Linked DNA regions of Mus musculus: region 1 is linked to region 2. The links are chromatin loops, found by intact Hi-C in ENCODE. Cell type or tissue: heart. All regions are shown on one strand.

Region 1 (2,500 bases), 210 kb after region 2:
ATCAACCGGGTAAACCAGCACAGCTGCCTTGCGTACAGCTCCTTCTGGCTCAGTCATTTGTACTATAGCCAAACACTTTTATCTTTTCTCTGGACTATCTTGTCAACTCAAAAGGTCGAGGCATAGTCCCTTGACTTTTTTCTGATATTAAATAGGACAGTGATGTCCCTTTGAGAATCAGAGACACGCATGCATTCTCTCCTCAGAGAAGTCTCTAAAACTTTGATTATACACAGCCCGTGCCCCGTGTAAGGCCCAAACCTGAGTTATGTTAGAAGATACCTTGCTTTAGCCAGCTAAGTGTACTTCCAGAAAGCCACATTCCAGACCACCTAGCAAACATAGGTAGACCAGGTGGGATTCAGAATTATATTTGTTTTTCCCTGTTGCAGGAGCTATGGGCAAAGTGGTCAGGAGGAGGTTGTGTTGGGAAGGAGAAAGAAGTGGACAAGCATCCCCTCTCTCCATTTTCCAGAGATGAACTAGAGAGGGAAGGTACGCTGACTGAAGAAAGAAGAAAGGGAGAAACGGAAGCCTGGCTTCCCTTGTGTGGAACGATCATGGGTTCCCTAACTTCCGTGCTATATGGGAAGTTAATATGGGAAGTTCCCCTATGTGGGAAGCTAATTCCTTTGACCATTCTATAGGTATAAAACAGACATGCAAGAGGAGAGCTCTAAAGGGGCCACTATGCATTGACCCGACCTGGCAGCACTAGTCCCCTAACCACAGTTTGCTTCTGGCACCACATGCTTCAAAGTAGATGCTTGACTCTTCTGTCCAAAGCCTAAACGTTCAGCATGAGTAGTGGCACTCTGGCATTTTATTTTGATTCTCATATGTCTAAAAGCAGGAGAGCTGCAGAACACTAGAAGTCCTCAATTGGTGTCCACTTTGGAATATTTGGCCCAGAAAAAAATATCCATTCTCATGCTGCAGGAAGTTGGTCTGCAAGACGAAGGCTGAACCATAGCCAGAAAGCAAGCGCTGCTGGCCAGCGCGTAGATGAAATGTGATCTTGGCTACTCAGGCATCGCTCGCTAAGTTATTTGCAGCTGCCACGACACATCTCTGAGATTCTAATATGCAGAGCTGCTATTTAGACATTCCAAGAGAGGGAGACAAATCTCAGATGTTTGCGTTGAGACGCAATATACTAAGAGATGCTACAGCACACATGTAAACATTGCAGATAGGGCAGGGCAAGACGCGGGAAGGCCTGCTCAATGCAAAAGAGACTTGAAAGATCCAGAGCAAAGACAGAAAATTGAATTTCCATAGGAAAGTGGTGTTTATTATTATTCCATTTAACCATGTGAGGTTTGCTGGGAAATACAGTGTCTTAGAGGAAGCAGAACCCAAAGTAATAGGCAGCCTTATTTATACATTAAGTGTCCTCTAAAGATGGAAGGCAGCCGTCGCTTACTACAGGAGAGTTAGTGGTTTTAAAGCAAGCCATTTCAATAGCTTGGTTCTTTATTCCCTTTTCTCCTAACTCCCCCCTCTTCTCTCCTTTTCTTCTTCCTATTCTTCCTCTCTGTCTGTTTTCCTTTTTTTCTTTCTTTTTATTTTTATTGTTTTTACAAAAGGGTCTTTATGTAGATACAGTTCTGGCCAGTCTGTAACTCAGTTATGTATGGCTAAAGAAATTAAAATTCCAAAAGGACACAGGAAATGGAGATAATTCCCTTAGAACGAGAGAAGAGAAGGAAAGAAGGGAGGGAGGGAAGGAGAGAGGGGAGGAGAGAAAGACAGAGAGGGAGAGAGAGGGGGGGAGAGGGAAAAGGGGAGGGGGAGGGAGAGGGAGAGAGGGAGGGAGAGTGAGAGAGGGAGGGAGAGAGAGGCAGGGGCAGATGGAGGGAGGGAAATTTAAAAAGACCAAAGGGAGAGTTTTTATATTTTATATTTAATTAGTTCTATGAATAGCATCTCAGAGAGTGACAGGTTGTAATTTACAGTGCTGACTTTTATTTCAGGCTCTAGGTACAGTGTGAAATTTGGAGTTTGTGGGTTAAGTGTTTAAGGACTGGCCAAGCAATTGTTTCTGATTCCCTGGCTGGAGCCTTGTTCCTGAGTTGACAGAGGGAGACAGAGACAGCTGGGGTGTTCTGTACGTCCTCACTACCACTGCAAAAACAAAACAAACAAACAAACAAAAACAACCCATGTCCACTGTTATATCTCTGGTCCTCGGAGGGCCTACTAATGGCCAAAATGCAAGTCATTACTAAGAGGAACTGTTAACAAGGATGGCTGCCATTTTGATTACTCTCCGAGACACAAAGCATAACACCCAACCCTGGCACTGTCCCGGTCAGTACTAATTGTCATCTTGATGCGACAGAGAATCCTGAATAAATGAGTAGAGTAATTGGTCTTATAAAGGTTGGTCTGGAGGTACAATTGTGAAGGATTGTCTTGGTTGTTAGTTGATGTAAGGGAGCCCTGAGCTGCATTCTAGGTAAACACAAACCTGAGCAAATCAGAAAGCAGCCTTTTT
Region 2 (2,500 bases):
GTGAGCAGAGACTGCAAGGTTGATAGTCTGCATTTGATACGGACAGCACAGAGTCTTTGAATCCCACATTTGGACTAGACAATGAGCGGCCTGAGCAGCCACAGCCAAGAGCTGTCATCTGGGGTGGAACGCTGGCAAATGCTTTCTGATATCATTCAATGCAAATCGGCTCCATGAAGGTGGGGCAGGATGGACAGACAGACACACTGTCCTGGGTCTATCAGCAAAGGGCAGAGAGCGTTGAAGGAATATTCTGTTCATGCACATCTATTATAATGACAGAATTCACAACGGTAAAAATGCTGCTCAGAGGACAAGGAAGAGCTGGGTCATAGACGAGCGAAATAATCAACCGACTCAAAGTCAGAGCCTCACTTCACAGCCCTGTCTACTGCAATATAGACATGAAAAAAAATCCCAAAATACAGCTGGACAGGGGTACATACCTATAGTCAGTATTTGGGAGACTGAGGCAGGAGGATTGCTGTGTGTTTTAGGAGAGTTGGGGCTGAATAGCAAACCTCACTAGTTTCAACACAACAAACACAACAACCAAATGACCAGGCAATTATCTATCTATCGTGGGTGATAGAAAAGTGGCTCAGATCTCTGAGTTTGGTCTCTGTATGCGGTGACTGGCAGCCCACAACCACCTGCTTACAAGATCCCAACCCCTCAGGTCTCTGTGTGAAGCACATACATACCCATATACATATAGTTTGAAATAAAAGAAATCTTTGTAAACATCTGCATTGTATTCTGTTAGCTGTTAAGTCAACGAATCAAGGTGAGAACACACATTAACTTAGCCTGTTTGCATTTCCCCTCCCATGACTGTGACTGGAGAACAGAACTCTGGTGTGTCTGCCTTACTCTGTCACTCAAGCACCAAGCACCCTGGTTTTTGCAAATCACAGGCAATTAAATATTTGATTGGCTAACTGGCTTTCCAGGAAAACACACTAAAGCAGAAAATAATAACAAAATCTTAACTAAACGAAATCACTAAAAATCTCCAGCTGGCAAACCTCTCCTCTCTCCCCCCACCCCCTTTCAGGAGATTAATTGCAGCACTTAACATTTGTAAAGCATTTCTGACACATCAAAATGGCCAGAGGGGAATATGTACTGAAAATCTAATCCATTATTATTAAAAAATTGCTTTGTGGTCCCAGCAACTCCCCGAGGAAGCAGGGATGGGAAAGAAAGGGAAACTCACATTCAATATTTTTCTCAATGTCTTAATTTGGGAAAACGCAGAGGGTTTGATGGTGGTTCATTCAGAGGTCTGGGCAAAGGTTCAAGTCCATTCCTGAGTTATCTAAACTGATTCATCCTTCCCCCGTCTAAAGCCAGCAACTGCAGAGCTTTGCGGCAGCAGCTGCTCTGGCTATGCTTTGCGCTGAGGTCTTAGCAATTGTTCTCTTGTTGGTCTCCTTATCATCCCGTGCTTCGTTGTCTCATCTCCTCTTCCAGAGGCTCCCAGCATAATCAGCATCTCCTGCAGCTGCTGACAGACACAATGAGAGGATGAACCTGAGGTTAATGGAAGGGGCCCGGTGAATCCAGTCTGACCCAGAGAAAGGAAACAAGGGCCAGAAGTTGAGCAAGAGCAATATGCAAGTAGAGAGAGCCAGAAGAACTTTAAAGAGCCCAGATATAAAGCCAGAAAAAAGGAATTCAAGAGGTGAAGTGTTCATTGTCTACCACCTTCTCCCCAGCAGAACAAAGTTACAGACTCAACAAGTTAAAATATTTTATTTTCTTGAGGCTGAATCATATATAGATTACAAACAAATAGCATGTATATGTATATATATGTAAGTATACATACACACATACACACATGGTATGTATGCGTGTGTGTGCTTGTGTGTGTGTGTTTGTGTTCCACAAAAGCCACTGGGCTTTTGTTAATGTATGTGAGTAACTTATCAGCTCTTTCTGTTGGGAAATGAGTCTGAATTGTCACAATCCTTTTTCAGTGTGTTCTGCCCAGGATCTTCTCTCAATCTAACCCAAGTATCCAAGGTGGGAGATGGAGAATGACTTCTTCCTGCCACTGAGTGGCACGTTAGGGAGGTGCTCCATCCAGATTCTCAGATCTGAGCATATGACACAAGGCACTCAAGCTGGACCCATTCTCCCAAGTCTTAGAGAATGGAGTCAGACACCCTAAGGGACTAAAGAGACGCTTCTGTTGGAATAGTGGCAACTGGCAAGCACGAGAATCTGAATTTAGACCCTGAGATCCAACAGTAAATAAGCTGGGTGTACAATTGAGACTCCATCATTGGGGAAGCTGTTAAAGGTGGGTCCTGTAGCTTAATGACAGGTATTCTAGCTGAATTTGAGTGCTAGGATCACTGAGAAACCCTGCCTCAAAAACTAAGGTGGGGAAAAAGAGGAAGATAGCCAGTGTTCACCTCTGTTCTCCATACACAATGCACACTTATCTGTATGTATACATGTGCACAGATAGACAAACTTTCTTACACAC

What was found. A loop is a pair of places that touch in the nucleus more often than their neighbours do. Peaks named below come from ENCODE experiments on the same cell type or tissue, not always from the same donor. Only the 100,000 strongest peaks of a DNase experiment are listed, where the experiment ranks them.
Region 1: it touches region 2 in a loop (2.8-fold over the local background); 3 of 42 quality-filtered maps call a loop at or near these places.

The regions. Positions count from the first base shown.
Region 1 is chr1:186,188,157-186,190,656 of GRCm38, reverse strand. No RefSeq gene overlaps it. Among named protein-coding and RNA genes, the nearest start is that of Gm35201, 52 kb to the right of the region's middle. In heart, no CTCF peak of the experiment used is centred here; a DNase peak (open chromatin) is centred at 986.
Region 2 is chr1:186,398,844-186,401,343 of GRCm38, reverse strand. No RefSeq gene overlaps it. Among named protein-coding and RNA genes, the nearest start is that of Gm35341, 7.7 kb to the left of the region's middle. In heart, no CTCF peak of the experiment used is centred here; a DNase peak (open chromatin) is centred at 1,413; H3K27ac peaks cover 723 bases.